3 separate regions of the Mus musculus genome follow, and all the other regions are linked to region 3. The links are chromatin loops, found by intact Hi-C in ENCODE. Cell type or tissue: left cerebral cortex. All regions are shown on one strand. Region 1 overlaps 1700010J16Rik (RIKEN cDNA 1700010J16 gene). Region 2 overlaps Gm46179 (a long non-coding RNA gene). Region 3 overlaps Caps2 (calcyphosphine 2).

Region 1 (8,000 bases), 550 kb after region 3:
CTTGAGACAGGGAGCTAGGAAGTAAGAGTGTCTGTGATCTAACAGTTATTGTGAACAACAATCAGATTTGATCATATTTATTATAGTCTATATAATAATAATAGATTTTTTAAAACATATAACTTAATTAACTTAATTTATTAATTCAATCAAACAGTTAACATTTCTGACATTTTCATTCCACCAGTGATCACCAATCTCTGAGACACCAGCTACACTACTATGTATCCTCAGACTCATCTGATTTACATAACACCTTAACGTTTTTATTTAAGGAAATTGGAGGAAAGGTTACTTGAAGCAATTAGTTTTGTAATAAAATCTTTCAAGTGAGAAAATAACACTGTATTTCTCCATGGAAAGTTATTACAAATTCTTGGCACCCTTCCTCCCAAAATAATTTATGCTATATTAGAAACACACCCGTGTGCCCACACACACACAAACTGTGATTACCACAGTTAAGTCCTCTGGGTGCTAGATTTACATGATTAATAAAGCACTGAAAATATATAGCAGCACATGTGTTATAAAATAATCATAGCTAGTATTTGCCACACATACACACACGCACACTCATACACACACACAAACACACACACTGCAGGATTGTCTATGTGCCTGGGCTATATCAGGGAATTAAAAGAGTCCTTTGTCCTTTTGGCATTTACACTTTAGAATAGAAAATAAATGTTATAAGCATGTAAACCATCATGTAGCATATTGGAGGAACTTCAATAGTTAAAAATAGTACATAGGTTAAAAGGTAGAGAAAGTAGGGGAAAGAACTTGCAATTTTACATGGGTGGATCAGAGTCTACTTAGGGAACCAGTGACATTTTAGGAAAGAGCAAAGGAGTGGATGGAATGGTTGAATAGGCACTGGAAAAAAAAAAGACTTCCCAGACTCACACAATTCATGTGAAGACCCCAAATTAGTGTCAATAGTCAAATTACTGTGTATAGTCCATAGAGAGAAGTGGTAGAGTAAGATTGTATCTAACAAGAGCAGTGGGGAGTTGGCACAAGAGGGCTCAGAGGTATTGGAAAGACACTGGCCAGCATTTTCAGTTCAAGGTGGAACTATTTGGAAGGTTTTAAAGATGGAATAGCATGGTGCACTTTCATTCCTAAGAGATGATTTGAGTTTTTTTACTGAGCATAGACTGGAGCATCCTCTTTAGGTGGCTTCTATGGTGCTGCAAATTAGGAATGACAAGAAGGTAGCATGCAATACTGAGAAGTATATTCTCAAGTATTTTGGAATGATTTACAGGTAGGTGAAAGATTAGCCATAAGGCTTCAAGGGAGAAGTGGAGAAGACTCCAAGATGTCTTCCTTGAACAGACATAAGGCTAATGTCCTCAGCCGAAATAAGACGTGGTTTGGGAGTGGGAGGTCTCACAAAGCAGAAAGGTTGTTCTGATAGAATTCCAGATGTCTTTCAGGCAGCTGAGGGGAGATACTGAGAAGATATAAATCTAAACTTAAGATAATAGATGTGAACAAACAAATCCACAACAGTTGACTTGTTTGTATACCGTCTAAAAGAGGTTCAGGTTTAATATTCCAATGACACAATGAATGCACATGGAGTGAGGTTTTGAAATATTCCACTATTTATTGTGAAGCTATAAAGCATAGTCCACACATTTCATCTGCCAGTATGTACTTGTAAAAATGTCCTTGATAAATTAACCTTTAAGCTCAATGGCCCAGCCATTAAGCAGTCACAATAACAGTATGTAATGTAGCTAAAATCAAAAGACTACACTGTGAGCTCCCTCTGCTGTTAGAAATTCACCAACATAGAAAACTGGCTAATACTCATGAGACTTAGCTAAATCAAACATGAATTTGAAGTATAAGCAAATTGAGTTTACAGGCTCACTTGTTTCTTCTGTCTTAGGTTAAAATCGTATTAAGATAGTTGGATAAACACTGGGGTGAAAGATTTTGAGAATTTAGAAGCAATCACATTATTTACATTTTTAAATTTTATTGTATTTTTAATTCATTTTTTACACTTCATATTCCAATCCCCTCCTTCCCCATCCACCTTCCACATCCCACACATCCTCCCCACCCTGTCTCCACATGGATGACCCCACCCTCCACACTGCCTGACCTCTAGGGATAAAAATGGAGAGAAGCCTGAGGAAAAGAAGGTCCAGCAACAGGCCCAAAGTGTGACCCAGCTCAAGGGGAGGCCCCAAGGCCTGACACTATTACTGAGGCTATGGAACACTCACAAAAAGGGATCTAGCATGAGACCCAACAAGCTGCTTAAAGAGTCAGATGCAGATATTTGCACCCAACCAATGAACAGAAGCAGCTGACCCCTGTTGTTGAATTAGGGAAAGGCTGAAAGAAGCCGAGGAGAAGGGCGATCCTGTAGGAGGACCAGCAGTCTCAATTCATCTGGACCCCCGAGATCTCTCAAACACTGGACCACCAAACAGACAGCATACACCAGCTGGTTTGAGGCCACCAACACACATACAGTAGAGGACTTCCAGGTCAGTGTTCATTCAGAGATGATGCACCTAACCCTCAAGACACATCATTTACATATTAAAAGGAACACAGTTACTTATTTATCAGTGGAACCATCCAGCATCCAGACAAGAAGCAGAATAAGATAGAAACTCTACTTTTCAAAAGGAAAATCATGAACATGCTGCTGTTTCCCAGGGCTACAGATATTTTCCTTAAAAATTATTTTTTTATATTTGGTAACTATCACATAGAGTGGCTAGCCATTTTGATAAGTTAGTTGGTAGTTAACTGGTAGGCGACAGTGATCTTAACTGTAATCTTTACCGATGATGTTAAATTAATAAAATGGTACATTTTATCTATAGAATAAGATTTCAAATTTGAATCCAACATTTCTGCCTCTAACAAATTATAAGCAGTAACAGTAGCACCTTGCTTTGCTACTTAATACTTTGTAATGTAATAGTGTATCCAGTTATAAAAAGAATACCTATGTAACAATCGCCTGTGGATATAGTAAGGCATAAGCTAAACTTGGGGGAAAATGTGCTTCATAACTCTACACACAGCACAGTCAAGACTCAACGATTTAAAGGATGCTATAGTTGCCCATGAATGAATATGTAATGTTGTTGAACAGGACACCATAGCAGTGAAACCATACAACTGAGCTGTTCCAGGTTCTTCTCTCCGTGTTCTTTAGCTTTTCACTTTAGAGACTAAGTAAAATACTAGTATGTCTCCATTGCACTGGACACTTCACTTTCTGTTATATGAGTACATGACTTTCTTTTTCAAATTGTAGCTGACTGACTCCCTTGGTTAATGTAGATGCCCATCTTTGTTAATTAAGAAATGCAGTTTCCAAAAACAAATTGCTTTGTGTCTGGACTTTGCTATCTTTGTTGGTCTTTTGAGGAACCATTCAACCTTCAGAGGTTTATTTTTTTTTGCCTCTGGCTATTTGAAATAACTGGAAATGGATAGGAGTCTAATAGTAGCAACCAAATAACATATAAATCAATACATTTGGAGTTTGTAATACAGTTTGGGATACAAAAGAAATATTCTCTATATACTGTGGGTGCCTATATTTTATAACTACTGTATTTTACTTAGTGCTATGGCATATTTTAACTGTCAATTATTTTGTGCATCTATTATTTAGCAGACATCAATTTATCTAATGGTAACAAATTGTAACATTTGTGTGTGCATGTGTGTATGTGCTTGTGCATGTGCGTGTGCATGTGAGTGTGTGTGTGTGTGCGTGTATTATGCTCAGAACCTAAGTAAATGGATGGCAGAAGAGAAGCCAGCAATAAGCATTGGTCACCTTAAGTACAGATATATCAGTGATGCTTTTTAGTGATTATTAAGAGCTGAAAACTTAATTTTAAAATAGAAATTGTTAGAAAGCAGTATACTATTGTTTTCTGAGTGTTTAATAAAATTAGTCACTTAGACATAATAAAAAATGAATCAAATAACTTGTTATAGTACAGAACTCTGTGAACTCTTTTTATTGTGTCTTCATTACTGACCTCATTACTAAAGGAAACAGGAGTCAGAAGGGGCAGGTAAGATAATGGTCGAAACTAAGGCAACTAGGCTACGTCTTTTTGCTTGTGTGTCTTTCGTTTTCCTTCCATCAGTTAAAATTCTTAGATGAAACTGATAAACTCTAAATACTCACCTACAGTTATGTGCTTTCTCCAGTAAAGATCTACATTCTAAACTTTCCCAAATAGTATCACCAGCTGTGCGGACCAAATGTTCAAATGTAGGAGCCCATGGAAGACTCATTTAAACCACAACAGCTGGCTCTGAAGAAGAAGAAAAAAAAAAACTAAACTAGAAGTGGACACATGTTCAACAAAACATCAGTTAAAAAGATCAACCACCTAGTGCAAAAGTAACAGGTATTTTTTTTTTACATAATTAAAGGAAAACACAATAATACTGCATGCTAATGAGTTGTTACTGCTTTAGAAGAAAGATAAATGGCAGCTCACTGATTAAGCCTCCCTGTTCTTTCTATGAAGATTCTATTCATTCACTTAGGTTAGGTGCTTTTCTCTTCCATAGTCTTTAAACAGAAGAGATATGTAAGTTCAGAGATTTGGGAAGTAGGATTGGCAGTTACCTAGATGCCTGTCAGCCAGAGAAGATGGGTAACAATCAAGCACCCAACCAATTCCAGACCAGTGAATAGACACAAGGCAATAGGAAACTTTCTGGAGGGAAACAGAACAGATGGAGAGAAAAATTCCCCGGGGGAAAGAATGGTCCAGGCACTTGGGTTTGCAGGAGGTAAATTAGGTAGATCAAAAAGTGTAGCAGCCAATTTCAATTCCTCTGGTGCTTATGAACATAAAATCTACACACTGTATGGTACCTGGAACATAGGACCACAGGAAAATATTTTTTCTGAATACACATTCTTGGAGTGCTGGGCCTGAGCACTGTATAGAAAAGATTGGGAAGATGAACGGCAAATGCTACAGTGTAGAACCATCTTGTAATAGTTGATAACATGGGTCGAGTACCTCCTCTAATAAGCCTGGGTAAATCTGAAAAGATTTTTACAAACATGTGTGTGACATCTAGAAAATTGTACAACTGGAAGATGAGTGATACAGGTTTCTGATATGACAAGCGATGACTTCTGATATGCCTATATTGATTAAGAATTACAAAAGACAGAGGAGCTAAAAAAGATTGATAGGGGGGCTAAGTGTACTCCCTGGAGATTTGATATAGCTGTCTCCTCTGCCAGTACCTGATAAATACAGAGGTGGATGCTCTCTGCCAAGCATTGGACTGAGCACAGGGTCCCCAATGGAGGAACTAGAGAAAGGACCCAAGAAGCTGAAGGGGGTTGCAGCTCCATAGGAGGAACAGCAGTGTGAACCAATTAGTACCCCCAGAGATCCGAGGGACTAAATCGCCAACCAAAGAGTACACATGGAGGGACCCATGGCTTCAGCTACATATGTAGCAGAGAATGGCCTTGTTGGTCATCAATGTGAGGAGAGGCCCTGGGTCCTGTGAGGGCTTGATGCCTCAGTGTAGGGGAATGCCAGGACCATGAAGTAGGAGTGGGTGGATTGGTGAACAGGGGGAGGGAAGAGGGGATAGAGAGTTTCAGAAGGGAAACCAGGAAAGGGGATAACATTTGAAATGCAAATAAAAATATCTAATTATAGAAAAGAAAAGAAAAGAAAAAGAAAATTAGGGCTTAAAATATGGGATTATTAGTTGTACCTACAACCATTATGTTAGGAACACACACACACACAAACCTATTTTTTTAATTAGGTATTTATTTCATTTACATTTCCAATGCTATCCCAAAAGTCCTCGACATGCACCCCCACCCACTCCCGCAGCAACCCACTCCCACTTCTTGGCCCTGGCGTTCCCCTGTACTGAGGCATATAAAGTTTGCATGACCAATGGGCCTCTCTTTCCAGTGATGGCAGACTAGGCCATCTTTTGATACATATGCAGCTAGAGTCAAGAGCTCCGGGGTACTGGTTAGTTCATAATGTTGTTCCACCTATAGGGTTGCAGATCCCTTTAGCTCCTTGGCTACTTTCTCTAGCTCCTGCATTGGGAGCCCTGTGATCCATCCATTAGCTGACTGTGAGCATCCACTTCTGTGTTTGCTAGGCCCCGGCATAGTCTCACAAGAGGCAGCTATATCTGGGTCCTTTCAATAAAATCTTGCTAGTGTATGCAACGGTGTCAGCTTTGGAAGCTGATTATGGGATGAATCCCTGGATATGGCAGTTTGTAGATGGTCCATCCTTTCGTCTCAGCTCCAAACTTTGTCTCTGTAACTCCTTCCATGGGTGTTTTGTTCCCAATTCTAAGAAGGAGCAAAGTATCCACACTTTGGTCTTCGTTCTTCTTAAGTTTCCTGTGTTTTGCAAATTGTATCTTATATCTTGGGTATTCTAAGTTTCTGGACTAATATCCACTTATCAGTGAGTACATATTGTGTGAGTTATTTTGTGATTGGGTTACCTCACTCAGGATGATGCCCTCCAGGTCCAACCATTTGCCTAGGAATTTCATAAATTCATTCTTTTTAATAGCTGAGTAGTACTCCATTGTGTAAATGTACCACATTTTCTGTATCCATTCCTCTGTTGAGGGGCATCTGGGTTCTTTCCAGTTTCTGGCTATTATAAATAAATAAGGCTGCTATGAACATAGTGGAGCATGTGTCCTTCTTACCGGTTGGAACATCTTCTGGATATATGCCCAGGAGGGGTATTTCGGGATCCTTCGGTAGTACTATGTCCAATTTTCTGAGGAACCGCCAGACTGATTTCCAGAGTGGTTGTACAAGCTTTCGATCCCACCAACAATGGAGGAGTGTTCCTCTTTTTCTCCACATTGGCACAACAATCAAAGAAAATGCAAAATGCAAAAAACAAAAAAAAACTATTTTAAAATGCCAGTTTTAAGTTAAATTCAACTATATTAATTTACTATTGAGATCATTAGAAGAACTGTCAATTTGATATCATGAGATACTACACAGGGGTTTCCAATAATTCAGAGTATTGCCATCATAAATCCTTCTTTGTTTGTTGTGATTTTTAAAGGCATTAGAGAGATTCCAGATTTGATCTTTTACTCACATGTCTTACATTTAAGGAAGCTATTTATTGCTCTTTTTCTAAATTAATGGATTTTGAAAATTTTTTCATAGTCTCTCTACCTTTCCAAAGCAAGACAAGAATCAGCTAGGCTTGTATTTATTTCTATAATCTCTCCATTGTCAATCCATCCAGGTGGAAACAATTCATGTAGCCTCAATTCATAAGCTAGGGATATTAATTAAATGTCAGGGAAGTTTTACAATTACTGAGCTAAAGTAGTGGTTTGGAACCACTTAAAAAACAAATGTCTAGGTACATTGTGAAGAGTTAGCTAGCTTCTGGATTTGTCTGTGATGGGTGTGTTAATCAGATTAATTGATGTAATCAGACTTCACTAAAAGTGGACAGCAGCATCACCATGGCAGGAATATACGTATACACACACATATATTCCATATGTATATGAATATATATTCATATATACATATCTATATGAACCAATGTGTGTACATTTTATTACTAAAAATATCTTTTAATCATACCTTTAGTTTGATTTATGTGTTAAAATATTCACTCACTTGAATTGTAAGTTCAGGGTATCTGGTCGAGTTAAAGAGTTGTGTATCCATCACCACAAACCAAATTTCTAGCAGTTGTACTACTTCCAACAGACCCCAATACCACTGATGGGTCCCTTCCAGTTACTGTTGGCAATCCCACCACTATATCCCTCTTTATGTGTCTATGGTTTTATATCCTCTAGATATTTCATTCTAATGATGTATGATACAGTACTGGGTCTTTTCCATCTGGCTTCTTTCATGTGTTAGAAGCTTGAGGATATTGTTGCATTTCCAAATATCTACTCTTCATATTTCTTAAGTT
Region 2 (8,000 bases), 180 kb before region 3:
GTTTTTGTCTTTGAGTTTGTTTATATAATGGATTACATTGATGGATTTTTGTATATTAAACCATCCCTGCATCCCTGGAATAAAACCTACTTGGTCAGGATGGATGATTGCTTTAATATGTTCTTGGATTCGGTTAGCGAGAATTTTATTGAGGATTTTTGCATCGATATTCATAAGAGAAATTGGTCTGAAGTTCTCTATCTTTGTTGGGTCTTTCTGTGGTTTAGGTATCAGAGTAATAGTGGCTTCATAAAATGAGTTGGGTAGAGTACCTTCTACTTCTATTTTGTGAAATAGTTTGTGCAGAACTGGAATTAGATCTTCTTTGAAGGTCTGATAGAACTCTGCACTAAACCCGTCTGGTCCTGGGCTTTTTTTGGCTGGGAGACTATTAATAACTGCTTCTATTTCTTTAGGTTATATGGGACTGTTTAGATGGTCAACTTGATCCTGATTCAACTTTGGTACCTGGTATCTGTCCAGAAATTTGTCCATTTCGTCTAGGTTTTCCAGTTTTGTTGAGTATAGCCTTTTGTAGAAGGATCTGATGGTGTTTTGGATTTCTTCAGGATCTGTTGTTATGTCTCCCTTTTCTTTTCTGATTTTGTTAATTAGGATTTTGTCCCTGTGCCCTTTAGTGAGTCTAGCTAAGGGTTTATCTATCTTGTTGATTTTCTCAAAGAACCAACTCCTCGTTTGGTTAATTCTTTGAATAGTTCTTCTTGTTTCCACTTGGTTGATTTCACCCCTGAGTTTGATTATTTCCTGCCGTCTACTCCTCTTGGGTGAATTTGCTTCCTTTTTTTCTAGAGCTTTTAGATGTGTTGTCAAGCTGCTAGTATGTGCTCTCTCCCGTTTCTTCTTGGAGGCACTCAGAGCTATGAGTTTCCCTCTTAGAAATGCTTTCATTGTGTCCCCTAGGTTTGGGTACGTTGTGGCTTCATTTTCATTAAACTCTAAAAAGTCTTTAATTTCTTTCTTTATTCCTTCCTTGACCAAGGTAACATTGAGAAGAGTGTTGTTCAGTTTCCACGTGAATGTTGGCTTTCCATTATTTATGTTGTTATTGAAGATCAGTCTTAGGCCATGGTGGTCTGATAGAATACATGGGACAATTTCAATATTTTTGTATCTGTTGAGGCCTGTTTTGTGACCAATTATATGGTCAATTTTGGAGAAGGTCCCGTGAGGTGCTGAGAAGAAGGTATATCCTTTTGTTTTAGGATAAAATGTTCTGTAGATATCTGTCAGGTCCATTTGTTTCATAACTTCTGTTAGTTTCACTGTGTCCCTGTTTAGTTTCTGTTTCCACGATCTGTCCATTGATGAAAGTGGTGTGTTGAAGTCTCCCACTATTATTGTGTGAGGTGCAACGTGTGCTTTGAGCTTTACTAAAGTGTCTTTAATGAATGTGGCTGCCCTTGCATTTGGAGCGTAGATATTCAGAATTGTGAGTTCCTCTTGGAGGATTTTACCTTTGATGAGTATGAAGTGTCCCTCCTTGTCTTTTTTGATAACTTTGGGTTGGAAGTCGATTTTATCCAGTATTAAAATGGCTACTCCAGCTTGTTTCTTCATACTATTTGCTTGGAAAATTGTTTTCCAGACTTTCACTCTGAGATAGTGTCTGTCTTTTTCCCTGAGATGGGTTTCCTGTAAGCAGCAGAATGTTGGGTCTTGTTTGTGTAGCCAGTCTATTAGTCTATGTCTTTTTATTGGGGAGTTGAGACCATTGATATTAAGAGATATTAAGGAAAAGTAATTGTTGCTTCCTGTTATTTTTGTTGTTAAAGTTGGCATTCTGTTCTTGTGGCTGTCTTCTTTTAGTTTTGTTGAGGGATTATCTTCTTGTTTTTTCTAGGGCATGGTTCCCGTCCTTGTATTGGTTTTTTTCTGTTATTATCCTTTGAAGGGCTGGATTCGTGAAGAGATAATGGGTGAATTTAGTTTTGTCGTGGAATACTTTGGTTTCTCCATCTATGGTAATTGAGAGTTTGGCTGGGTATAGTAGTCTGGGCTGGAATTTGTGTTCTCTTAGTGTCTGTATAACATCTGTCCAGGCTCTTCTGGCTTTCATAGTCTCTGGTGAAAAATCTGGTGTAATTCTGATAGGCTTGCCTTTATATGTTACTTGACCTTTTTCCCTTACTGCTTTTAGTATTCTATCTTTATTTAGTGCATTTGTTGTTCTGATTATTATGTGTCAGGAGGAATTTCTTTTCTGGTTTAGTCTATTTGGAGTTCTGTAGGCTTCTTGTATGTTCATGGGAATCTCTTTCTTTAGATTTGGGAAGTTTTCTTCAATAATTTTGTTGAAGATGTTTGTTGGTCCTTTGAGTTGAAAATCTTCATTCTCATCCACTCCTATTATGCGTAGGTTTGGTCTTCTCATTGTGTCCTGGATTTCCTGGATGCTTTGAGTTAGGATCTTTTTGCATTTTCCATTTTCTTTGATTGTTGTGCCGATGTTCTCTATGGAATCTTCTGCACCTGAGATTCTCTCTTCCATCTCTTGTATTCTGTTGCTGATGCTGGCATCTATGGTTCCAGATTTCTTTCCTAGGGTTTCTATCTCCAGCATTGCCTCACTTTGGGTTTTCTTTATTGTGTCTACTTCCCTTTTTAGGTCTAGTATGGTTTTGTTCATTTCTATCACCTGTTTGGATGTGTTTTCCTGTTTTTCTATAAGGACTTCTACCTGTTTGGTTGTGTTTTCCTGTTTTTCTTTAAGGACTTGTAACTCTTTAGCAGTGTTCTCCTGTATTTCTTTAAGTGAGTTATTAAATTCCTTCTTTATGTCCTCTACCATCATCATGAGAAATGCTTTTAAATCCAGGTCTACCTTTTCAGGTGTGTTAGGATGCCCTGGACTGGGCGAAGTGGGAGTGCTGGGTTCTGATGATGGTGAGTGGTCTTGGTTCCTGTTAGTAGTATTCTTACGTTTACCTTTCGCCATCTGGCAATCTCTGGAGTTAGTTGTTATAGTTGTCTTTGTTTAGAGATTGTTCCTCTGTTGATTTTGTTACCCTCTACTAGCAGACGTGGGAGACTAGCTCTCTCCTCTGAGTTTCAGTGGTCAGAGCAGTCTCTGCAGGCAAGCTCTCCTCTTTCAGGGAAGGTGCACAGTTATCTGGTGTTTGGACCTCCTCCTGGCTGAAGATGAAGGACCAAAACAGGATCTTTCCCAGAAGCTGTATTGCTTTGGCCAGGAAGGTGGCCGGTTGTCTGGAGCCGAAGATGGCACCGCCTCAGAAGCTCTCTGGCTCTTGCTTGTCCCAGACACGGCTGGCCTCTGTACTCCACACCGTCACCCGTGCAGCCTGCCCTCCGCAGCCTGCCCTCTGCGGAGTCCCGGAGCCAAGGAGGCTCCCACTGGGGCCTGAGGCACAAACCTCTCGGGCTGGCAGATCCCTGTGCACTCACCAGGAAGCTTTAATTTTTTATTAGGTATTTTTTTCATTTACATTTCAAAGTCTTAAGAATAAAATCTTAGTTTCTCTTGTTTAGATCATTTTATCTTACTGCCCCATATCTTTCTTATTTTTTTTATATACCCTACTGAATTTCAGAATAGATCCCCGACAAATCACACACCAAAAATATCAGTTCAAAAAAACTTTAAGTAGTTTAAAAGTTTAAAGCTGGAACATAATGTGTCAATGGCATCTGGGTCGTGGCGTCCTAGTCCATATTTACATCTTCACAGCAACTATTTTATCCAGAAAATTCTAGAGGTCTCTGGCTCCTAAACACTCCTTCTAGCACATATAATGCTGTCTGTATCGTACTACAATGAATACATTAGAAAAGAAGAGTGCAACTGTCACGAGCTTCACTAGTGACAAAAACTGTGTTGGCGATGACAGAGCAGAGAGAAAGACCTGCTAACAAGGGCAGTGCCAGCCTCAGCCAACCATCCAGGCAGTTGCTCGCTTCCTTAATGTCTGATCATGAACACTATCTCAGGACTCATCAAAATTCTAGAAGTATATATTGACTTCTGTGATGATTTGTTTTATACCTTCCTCCCTCCTCGATGATGGAATCCAATAGAGGAATTGTATGTAACACCTAGTACACTGCACTGGCTAGAAGGCCAGGCCTTAGACAATTGTAAAGATGTTTCAGTGTCCAGAGTCTATCTACATTTCCTCTGTCCCCTCTGGCTTCCCAGGGAAAGGTAATAAGACATTACTCTCACTGAGAGGTGGAAGAAGAGTTGCAAAGGATCTACACAAAGTTGTGTGTCTATGGAACAGCAGGATCTGCTCACAGATGTCAGAGCACATTCAATAGAAAATGAGGTGGAGATATGTCAGGCACTAAGCCATTAGTCTCTTCAGGATATCGTCTAGGCAAGTACAAGGACATGGTGGTTCCTGCCTATACTCCCAGACTCTGGAGATAAGGAAAGAGGATCGCCATGAGTTCTAGGGTAGCCAGGTTTGCACAGTGAGCGGCAATCTACCTGAGTTTCAGTGTGAGCCCTAGTGTAAGTGTATCTGTGTATGTACAAATGTATGTGTAGACATATGTATATATACATACAGATACACACACACACACACACACATCACATACATATCCATATGCAGATACATATGTATCATGCATCATGGCCCATGGAGATGATGAGTCAATGGGGAAAGGTACTTGCCAATCCTGACGACCTGAGTTTGAGTTGTAGGAAAAAAACTGACTTCTGCAAGTTGTCATCTTACCTCACTTGTATGCGGTATCACACACACAAACACACACTACACAAATAATTTAATATACTTTTAATTTTTAAAAATGTCAATTTTAGCCAGATGTGGTGGTGCATGCCTTTAATCCCAGCACTCGGGAGGTAGAGGCAGGCGGTTTTCAGAGTTCGAGGCCAGCCTGGTTTACAGAATGAGTTCCAGGATAGCCAGAGCTATAAGAGAAACCCTGTCTCAAAACAAAACAAAACAAAACAAAACAAAACAAAACAAAACAAAAAAACATTAAAAAATGTCAATTTTACACTTTATTTAGCTTATAATTCAACTCATATTATCAAATATTTCTAAAATTATTATTATAACTATACCCTTTTGCTTAGTATCATTAATAAAAAACTTAAATAAACTTTTAAAACTATTTTATTATTTATGTATATATTTGGGTATCGAGGTATATTTTATTAATAATTTACATATTTGTGCATTTGTGTAAGGGTAAATGCACACATGCTTATGGGTGCTCATAAAGCCCAAAAGAGGACCTCAGAGCCCTGACAGGTGGAGTTACAGAGGATTGTGAGCTACATGATGTGGGGGTTGTGAACCAAACTAACGTCCTCTGGAGTAGTGGCAGGCTCTCCTATTTGCTTAGTCATCTCCCTGGTTCCCTAAAACATTGTATGTGTGTGTGTGTATGAAAGTATATATACATATATACTTTTATATATATGTTTTAGAGGGCCAAAGAGATATATATGTATATATGTATATATTTGGGTATATATATATACACACACATATATATATATATATATTTGGATATATATAAATAAATATATATATATATATATTTGGGTATCAAGGTTTATTTTATTAATAATTTTTATTTATATATATACACAGCACCTATGTGTATGTGTGTATATATGTGTATATATATATATACACACATGCAAAGATAACAAGAGACAAGCTTTATTGGCAACAGTCTCTATTAAGGAAGAATGTGTGGATTTTATGGAAAATAAATAATATTTTTAAGATTCAGGTGATTGGGATTTATCAGTGATTCACTATTCACTTAAGTGTCTCTGATTAAAAAAATATTCAACAAAATATGTACTGTTTCTATATAAAATTTGGAAGTATCTCAAATACTGTTCTAAATGATGATGAGGAAAATCGTGTGTGAGAGTGTAGAAGACACAGCATACCCTGAATGGCCTGTAGCACCAACTGATCATGAGCCTCCGGACTGACTGCCTCTTCTTCCCCATGTTCTGCAGAGGCCGCTCTGAAGTGAGAACAGACAGGCTAAGCTGTGCTCCCTGACTCCAGACTCAACGATTCTCTCAACAGCTGTGGAGGCGTACAAGCTAGAGGAAGCCCCACTTCTGCCCATTGCCATTGATTCCATGGAGAATTAAATCCAGAGCTATAAAAGCACTCCAATCTTTGAAGATATTAATTTTCATAACTGCTTTAATGTTTTTAAATATGTAACTATAACTATCTATTTAAAAGCAGCTTTAGCTTACAAAGTATAAACTGTAAATAGACTTTTAATGCCTTGAAGATGCATTAAGATTCTCAGAGCTAGATTATAGACTACACTCCCATATATATATATACACATATATATATAATTTCAATTATTACCATTTAAATAATAATTACTGTCAAGTATCATTCAGCAAGAAGAATGTGCATTTCTATTATATAAAATAGTCTTCAATGTAATTTTTTATTTGTAACATTATTGTTTCACTATATATATATTTGTCAATGAATGAATTGTATCACCATAGGGGTCTTGGCTTTTTGTGCTATAAAAGATATCACACTAACAATGTAGGAAACAGTTATGATGCTGGGCTGATAACCTATCTTTTAAAGCCCCACTTTTGATAGCATTTAAAAAAATAAAAGAACAAATTAATAAATTCTCTTGATTATAAAATAGAACAATTTTAAAATTTTAATTGCCACATCTGTTTCAAAGCATGAAGTAAGCTTGATTATAATACAGGACATAATATAGATATATACAGCTATGATTTGTAAACTATAAACATTCGGAATTGTGAAATGCTTTGTGATAGAAACTCCTTTAGAGGTCAAAATTATGCTGTTATCATGTACTTTCAAAATGACACATGCATTTAACTTACTTCAGAGAATTCAAAGCTACTTGATCAATATTTGTAATTTGAAGTCTAAGCAATGCATTTTCTTTTATGGTCTTTGGAAGGCTAGGTTGATCACAGCTCAAAAATGTCAAGGTTGCACCCTGAGGAAATGAACAGACAAAAAAATGTTTTAAAGCTAGAAAATATCCAAAAATAAAATACAACTCATTCTGATGGAAGAGACTTGGTTTTTATCATAGTTGCCTTGGTATGTTCTAAATGTGGCCAAAATATAGTAGATTCGAAGAATATTTAAGGACTATATCCAACTAATACTATAGAAAAATGAAGTAATCTCCCCCCCCCCAAAAGCCCCTAGCACAGTATACAACAGTCATGTGACTAAAAGAGAATCCTTGTATTATTAGATAAGAACCACAGAAGCTATGGCATGAGTTCTGCTGAATGTGTGGTGATCTCTGTGATGGTCAGTTTGGTCAACATGACATAATATGCAGAAATGCCTGGGAAAGGAGTCTCAGTTTGGAACTGTCTATATTAGGCTGACCTGCGAGCATGAGGGGGCGTTATTTTCATAACATTGAGTTGGAAAGATCCATCCACTGTGGGTGGCATCATTCCCTAGGCTAGATCCTAGGATGTCTAACAGTGGAGAAAGCAAGGTGAGACCTAACATGTGTGCAGTATTGGTTCATCATTCTCTGCTCTTGGCTGTGGATATGACATTACATGTTTCTTCAAGATCCTGCCCTGCCACCTTGAGTTTTCTGTGATGGTGACTTACAATCGGGAATTGCCAGCCAAATAAGCCTTTTCTCCCTCCTTTTTCATGGTATTTTATCACAGCAACAGAACAACAACAACAACAACAACAACAACAACAACAACAACAGTCCTGGGTAAAGAAAAACCCAATTAGTTCCCGGCAGGCATCGCGTCTATTTCTAGAAAAACAAGATGATGCCAATGATATTTAAAAATAGTAATTTTTTTAAAAAGTAAGTGATAAACTAAGATCATACTTCTCAAGTGGCAATACTGTAACCCCCTTAGGTGTGCGTCAGTTAATAAGGGTTGCTGCAGATTCTGGGGAAAATGTGCTATGGCTTACAGAAATCTCCAACTGAGCTAGATTTCGATAAAG
Region 3 (8,000 bases):
GGCATCATCTTTCTGTGAATCAAGAGCTCTTGTCCTGAATTTGGGGATTGTCTTAGGGTTTCTTGTTGTTGTTGTTGTTCTGTTGCTGTGATAAAATACCATGAAAAAAGAGAGAGAAAAGGCTTATTTGGTGGCAAGTCCAGATTGCAAGTCACCATCACAGAAAACTCGAGGTGGTAGGAACTTGAAGAAACATGTCATGTTATATCCACAGTCAAGAGCAGAGAATGATGAACCAATACTGCACACATGAGAGGGCTCAACATGCTTTCTCCACTGTTAGACATCCTAGGATCCCCTGCCTAGGGAATGATGCCACCCACAGTGGGTGGATCATTCCAACTGAATGTTAAGAGCCTAACACCCACTCATGCTCACAGGTCAGCCTAATATAGACAGTTCCACACTGAGACTCCTTTCCCAGGCAATTCTGGATATTATGTCATGTTAAGCAAACTGACCATCACAGAGATCACCACACATTCAGCAGAACTCATGCCATCCCTTCTGTGGTTCTTATCTAGTACATGGATTACCTTTTAGTCACATGACTATTGTATACTGTGTTAGGGTTTTCTTTTGGGGGGATTAGTTCATTTTTCTATAGTATTAGTTGGATGTAGTCCTTAAATACTCTTTAAATCTACTATATTTTGGTCACATTAGAACATACCAAGGCAACTATGATAAAAACCAAATCTCTTCCATCAGAATGAGCTGTATTTTAATTTTAGGTATTTTCTAGCTTTAAGACTTTTTTTTTTTCGTCTGTTCATTTCCTCAGGGTGCAACTTTGACATTTTTGAGCTGTGATCAACCTAGCCTTCCAAAGACCATAAAAGAAAATGCATTGCTTAGACTTCGAATTACAAATATTGATCAAGTAGCTTTGAATTCTCTGAAGTAAGTTAAATGCATGTGTCATTTTGAAAGTACGTGATAACAGCGTAGTTTGAATCTCAAAAGGAGTTTCTATCACAAAGCAATTCACATTTCAGAAGGCTTATACTTTACAAATCATAGCTGTGTATATCTGCATTATGTCCTGTATTATAATCAAACTTACTTCATGATTTGGAACATATATGGCAATTAAAAATGTAAAATTGTTCTGTTTTATAATCAAGAGAATGTATTAATTTGTCCTTTTATTTTTTAAAATGCTATCAAAAGTGGGGCTTTAAAAGTTAGGCTATCAGTTCAGCATCATAACTGTTTCCTACATTGTTGGTGTAATATCTTTTATAGCACAAAAAGCCAAGGCCCCTATGGTGATACAATTTATTCATTGACAAATATATATATATATATATATATATATATATATATATATATATATATATATATATAGTGAAACAATAATGTTACAAATAAAAAATTACATTGAAGGCTATTTTAAATAATAGAAATGCACATTCTTCTTGTTGAATGACACTTGACAGTAATTATTATTTAAATGGTAATAATTGATATTATATATATATATGTATATATATGAGAGTGCAGTCTATAATCTAGCTCTGAGAATCTTTATTAATGCATCTTCAAGGCATTAAAAGTCTATTTACAGTTTATACTTTGTAAGCTAAAGCTGCTTTTAAATAGATAGTTATAGTTACATATTTAAAAACATTAAAGCAGTCATGAAAATTAATATCTTCAAAGACTGGAGTGCTTTTATAGCTCTGGATTTAATTCTCCAGGGAATCAAAAGCAATGGGCAGAAGTGGGGCTTTCTCTAGCTTGTACGCCTCCACAGCTGTTGAGAGCATCATTGAGTCTGGAATGGGGAAGCAAAGCTTAGCCTGTCTGTTCTCACTTCAGAGCTGCCTCTGCGGAACATGGGGAAGAAGAGGCAGTCAGTCCGGAGGCTCATGATCAGTTGGTGCTACAGGCCATTCAGGGTATGCTGCGTCTTCTACAATCTCACACATGATTTTACTCATTATCATTTAGAATTGTATTTGAGATACTTCCAAATTTTCAATTTACAATTTTTATTTTTTAAGAAAGTACACAATATACTTTATAGAAACATTTTACATATATATATTTGAGATGGTACAGTGACTTTATTTATGTGAATGGCTTATTTCATTTTATACAATGCCTCCACATTTATCCAAGTTGTCATAAATGGTAGGACCCCTCATTCATAGCTGACTTGCATTCTACAGTGCATGAATATGCATTTTCTTTTTTTGAGCCTTCTAAACAATTTTTATTAGATATTTTCTTCATTTACATTTCAAATGCTATCCTGAAGTCCCCTATACCCTCCCCCCACCCTGCTCCCCTGCACACCCACTCCCACTTCTTGGTCCTGGTGTTCCCCTGTACTGGGGTATATAAAGTTTGCTAGACCAAGGGGCCTCTCTTCCCAATGATGGCCAACTTGGCCATCTTCTGCTATATATGCAGCTAGAGACACAACCTCAGGGTTATTAGTTAGTTCATATTGCTGAAACATTATATATATATTGTTAAATATATATATTTTAATCAGAGATATTTATGTGAATGTTGAATCACTGATAAATCCCACCTGAATCTTAAACATAGAATTTATTTTCCGTAAACATCCACACATTGTTCCTTAATAGAGACTGTTGCCAATAAAGCTTGTCTGTTGGTATCTTTGTGTGTGTGTGTGTACACACACATATACATATGCACACATATATATGTACATATATATATATATATATATATATATATATATATATATACTTTCATGTATATATACATATATAATATACACACACACATACACATGGGTACTATGTATATCTTTATCCCACTAAAACTTTTATATATATATATGTGTGTGTGTGTGTGTATACATATATATGTATGTATATATATATATATATGTATGTATATATATATATACACATATACAAATACATATACATACATACACATATATACATATACATACACATACATACATATATGTGTGTATATGTATATATGTGTATGTGTGTGTGTGTATATATATATAATGTTTTAGGGGGCCAGGGGATGACTAAGCAAATAGGAGGGCCTGCCACTACGCTAGAGGACGTTAGTTTGGTTCACATCCCCCACATCATGTAGCTCACAATTCTCTGTAACTCCACCTGTCGGGGCTCTGAGGTGCTCTTTTGGACTTTATGAGCACCCATAAGCGTGTGTGCATTTACCCTTACACAAATGCACAAATATGTAAATTATTAATAAAATAAACCTTGATACCCAAATATATACATAAATAATAAAATAGTTAAAAAGTATTTTCAAGTTTTTTATTAATGGTACTAAGCAAGAGGGTGTAGTTATAATAATAATTTTAGAAATATTTGATATTATGAGTTGAATTATAAGCTAAATAACGTGTAAAATTGACATTTTTAAAAATTAAAAGTATATTAACTTGTTTGTGTAGTGTGTATTTGTGTGTGTGATACAGCATACAAGTGAGGTAAGATGACAACTTGCAGATGTCAGGTTTTTTCCTACAACTCAAACTCAGGTTGTCAGGATTGGCAGGTACCTTTCCCCATTGACTCATCATCTCCATGGGCCATGATACATATGTATCTGCATATGGATATGGATATATATATATGTGTGTGTGTGTGTGTGCATATATATGTGTATCTGTATGTATATATACATACATGTCTATCTACACATACATTTGTACATACACAGATACACTTACACTAGGGCTCACACTGAAACTCAGATAGATTGCCGCTCACTGTGCAAACCTGACTGCTCTAGAACTCACGGCAATCCTCTTTCCTTATCTCCAGAGTCTGGGAGTATAGGCAGGAACCACCATGTCCTTGTACTTGCCTAGACGATATCCTGAAGAGACTAGTGGCTTAGTGCCTGACATATCTCCACCTCATTTTCTATTGAATGTGCTCTGACGTCTGTAAGCAGATCCTGCTGTTCCGTAGACACACAACTTTGTGTAGATCCTTTGCAACTCTTCTTCCACCTCTCGGTGAGAGTAATGTCTTATTACCTTTCCCTGGGAATCCAGAGGGGACAGAGGAAATGTAGATAGACTCTGGACACTGAAACATCTTTACAATTGTCTAAGGCCTGGCCTTCTAACCAGTGCAGTGTAGTAGGTGATACATACAATTCCTCTATTGGATTCCATCATCGAGGAGGGAGGAAGGTATAAAACAAATCATCAGAGAAGTCAATATATACTTCTAGAATTTTGATGAGTCCTGAGATAGTATTCGTGATCAGACATTAAGGAAGCGAGCAGCTGCCTGTATGGTTGGCTGAGACTGGCTCCGCCCTTGTTAGCAGGTCTTTCTCTCTGCTCTGTCATCGACAACACAGTTTTTGTCACTAGTGAAGCTCGTGACAGTTGCACTCTTCTTTTCTAATGTATCCATTGTAGTACAATACAGACAGCATTATATGTGCTAGAAGGAGTGTTTAGGAGCCAGAGACCTCTAGAATTTTCTGGATAAAATAGTTGCTATGAATATGTAAATATGGACGAGTATGCCAAGACCCAGATGTCATTTCACACATTTTGTTCCAGATTTCAACTTTTAAACTACTTAAAGTTTTTTGAACTGATATTTTTGGTGTGTGATTTGTCAGGCATCTATTCTGAAATTCAGTAGTGTAAATAAAAAAAAATAGGAAAGATATGGGGCAGTTAGAAAAGATGATCTAAACAAGAGAAACTAAGATTGTAATCTTAAGACTTAGATTACTTGCTTATGAATAGAGAGGAACATTGTCTCCCTGTATGTAGCATGCGACACTTTCACCACACAGTGGTGCTGTGGCTCTGCTGTATCATGAATATGCAGTTGTGTCTGACATTGTGGTTATTAAAAACATTCTCCTTTCCAAAGTCAGCCCTACGCATGTATTCATTGAATATTCACATCTTCTTTTCCATTATTATCAACTTATTTTCTCAGAAGAGAAACAACTGCAATTTGAAAGCTTGGTGCACAGAAGCAATTAGCTCCCCTCTCTCTTTTTACTAAACAGATAAATTGAAAGAACAACTGCACAAGAAGGGTGCTCGTATTTTGACTGGATTGGGAAGATACTTCCAAGGTTTGGACAAGGAAGGGAATGGGCTTTTAGAAAAGGCAGATTTTCAGCAAGCTCTGAAAACCTTTCACTTGGAAGTGTCTGAACAGGTATGTACCACACAGCATTTTCTGCTCTGGGTGTATTCTTGCATGGCCTTGCTCACTTTTCTAATGAAATTCTAATAGCCTATTTTTTAAAACCCTCTGCTATCAGGGTTATGCCACGAGGCCACAAGTCTCATTTATTTTTAAAATGTTTACATCTATCCCTTTATCATATGCTTCTGAAGTGTTTTATAGCCAGGCATATTGTTAAACTCTGTAATGACGTACTCTTCATCTCGAAATCTTCAAAACTGAAGAAAGTGGTCAATACATGCATCAAACAGAGAAGGCGGCTTTAGGAACCTGTGTGGTGGTACTCACTTCCAAGCTAAGTTATCAGGAAGGAGCTCTAAGATGTTGGCAGGACCCCTGGGGGAGGATGCATCAGGCTGGGTTGTGAATAATGAGGAAGAATTAACCAGGCAAGGGTAGAGAAGAATAATAGCAGACAGTGGATCTCCCAAGAAGAGGGGTTCCTGACTCAGAGAATGGTCATTTCCTGGAAAGGAGAAGCAGTCTCCCAGCATGAAGTGTGGCTCTTCCCTAAGCCACAGGGACTTACTTCACTCTGACATGAATCACACTAGATCTCTGTGTTCTAGATTTTTCTCATCATTTGGGCCACAGCTTTCCTTAACAGAGGAGCTCTGCTGCCTGAACTCCGATCCTTTCTGTATCAGCGTCCATTTTAGTTTCTTCACAGCAAGTTGTGTCTGTAAGTGAAATGTCACATCCCATCCAGATGGGGACCAAGGTGGCTCAGGTTCCTGCTCTTTATTTAGCACCTTGAACTGAGTCTTCCATGGCAAACACGGGCACAGTAGCACATCACTGGGGCAATTAGACGGGAGAGTGGGAGAGATTAAGTTTGTTGCCCCAAAGCCTTGTATGCTATACTTGCAAGTTTTGCTTGTAGGTTAAAAGTACACAAATGATTCAGATGTGGATTCTTTTGTACTTTTCTCTTTTGCTGAACAAAACAATTGTTTTGTCACATGATGTAGTACGTGTCTGAAATTTAGGTTCATGTAAAAGCATAATCACTTAGCCATGTGACACACAAGTGTTCTGACTTTTCTTATTGACAGGCCCTGCCTGTGCAATTGTGAGACAGTTGCTATGTCTAGGATGGCAGAGAAGCTCTAATAAAAAAAAAATCACATGGGAATTTGCTTTATCAACTGTAAAATTCGGTGTCAGGGTGACATGGCTTATCACTGTTGGGACACAATTGTCCTTTGGATTGTTGTGATAATAACATTGAAGCTTGTGGTGTGTCTGGTGAGACAGACCAGGGACCATCCACCTTACCACCTTTCTTTCATAGATGAACAAAATAAAACAAGAGTAGGAAATTAGAATTCACTGGTATATCTTTGTTAAACAGACAGGTCAATCGCAACTGATAGAGGCCCAGGGTCCACATAGCTTGTCCCCTGGAATGTGGGAAAGTACTGCATTCCTCTGGTGCTTCTGTATTTGTTCGTGAAATGTTTATAACTAGTGAACAGGACTAATTATTCTAAGATTTCTGCCTTGATTACTTTTCTAGTGTTGTGACAAAACTCCATGGCCAAGGCAATTTATAAAAGAAAGTGTTTAGCTGGAGGCTGTTAGTGCCCGAGAATGTTAAAGTCCAGGACCCTCATGGTGTGGAGCATGGCAGCAGGCAGGCAGGCAGACATGTCACTGGAACAGTAGAGATCCTACAGGTTGACACGACAATCATAACACAAAATTCGAGAGCTAACGAGGAATGGCATGGTCTTTTGAAATCTCAAAGCCCAGCCTCAGGGTCATACCTCCTTCAAGAAGGCCACACCTTCTAATCCTTCCCAAACAGTTCCACCAATGGGGACTGAAACATTCAAATATATGAGCCTATAGGGGCCATTTTCATTCAAACCATCACAATTACTAAGAAGGATAATGTAAGCATGCAAGTTTCATACTTTCTCATATGTTTTGTTTTATGTAAACTTGATTTTTTTTTTTTTGGAATCGGTCCTAGAGTCTTATACATGCAAAGTAAGTATCATACCATTGATCTACATTTCCAGCCATATCACCTATTTTAACTAATATTTTTATTTTGCTTCTTGTTATATCACCTATGCAATATACATGCTTATGCAACCATAAGTGCATACAGGGAGATGTGAGAATAAGATTTCACCAGCCCTGGTCTCACTGTGAAGTAGATCATATTTGTAAAAAGACACAGTTGTTCGCTCTTATTTTAAATAAAAAGTGGTATGTTCTGCAAAGAGCCAAGTTTACATAGAAATATTATCAATGAAGCAAAAATTCCAATTGAATTAGTTTCTATTCTGAATCACATGTAGACACATAATTTTTTTGTTACTAAATTGCACTACTTAATTTTTGAAAATCCTTCTTCTGAGCCTTGAGAAGTCCTTTTAAGTCTGATATTCTTTAAGTGAACATGTTTGCCTCGTGTTTGTTTTGACTCATGATTCGTAAAAGTGAAACTCAGACTCGGCTATAACTCAACTATACATACACATATTTTTCTTTGTAATGCATGAGGCATTTTGACACACAAAAAATAACGGTATAGGGAGGCTGGGTCTGTTGAATCTTAGCTTTCTAATTACAGTTTTATTTGAAAAGATTAGGAATTGGAAGAGAATAATTCCTGAGTATCTGCTTGCCAACTTGGGTGTTTTATTTACAGCCTCATTGAAAGTCAACATCGTGATAGAATCATTGAGAATATATTTCTCTGAGCTTCAATAAAGGAATACTGTAACTTCTTTTGTTATTACGAACACTGAGTAGAATAGGGTTTTAAACAGCACCTTT

What was found. Hi-C counts contacts between places; a loop is a spot of excess contacts. Peaks named below come from ENCODE experiments on the same cell type or tissue, not always from the same donor. Only the 100,000 strongest peaks of a DNase experiment are listed, where the experiment ranks them.
Region 1: a loop joins it to region 3, with 12 times the contacts of the local background. A loop is called at or near these places in 10 of 42 quality-filtered maps.
Region 2: a loop joins it to region 3, with 8 times the contacts of the local background. A loop is called at or near these places in 4 of 42 quality-filtered maps.

Annotation. Positions count from the first base shown.
Region 1 is chr10:112,745,108-112,753,107 of GRCm38, forward strand. The region is part of intron 2 of 1700010J16Rik (RIKEN cDNA 1700010J16 gene); the gene reads left to right. Among named protein-coding and RNA genes, the nearest start is that of 1700010J16Rik, 22 kb to the left of the region's middle. In left cerebral cortex, a CTCF peak has its summit at 1,785 (motif pointing left); a DNase peak (open chromatin) is centred at 1,766.
Region 2 is chr10:112,018,441-112,026,440 of GRCm38, forward strand. It overlaps Gm46179 (a long non-coding RNA gene), which reads left to right. Exons shown (of 3, transcript XR_001779642.2): 3 at 5,993-6,297. It also overlaps the pseudogene Gm7269. Among named protein-coding and RNA genes, the nearest start is that of Gm46179, 20 kb to the left of the region's middle. In left cerebral cortex, no CTCF peak of the experiment used is centred here; no DNase peak of the experiment used is centred here.
Region 3 is chr10:112,198,858-112,206,857 of GRCm38, forward strand. It overlaps Caps2 (calcyphosphine 2), which reads left to right. Exons shown (of 18, transcript NM_001310675.1): 13 at 785-903; 14 at 1,825-1,904; 15 at 5,023-5,177. Among named protein-coding and RNA genes, the nearest start is that of Caps2, 39 kb to the left of the region's middle. In left cerebral cortex, a CTCF peak has its summit at 4,784; a DNase peak (open chromatin) is centred at 4,808.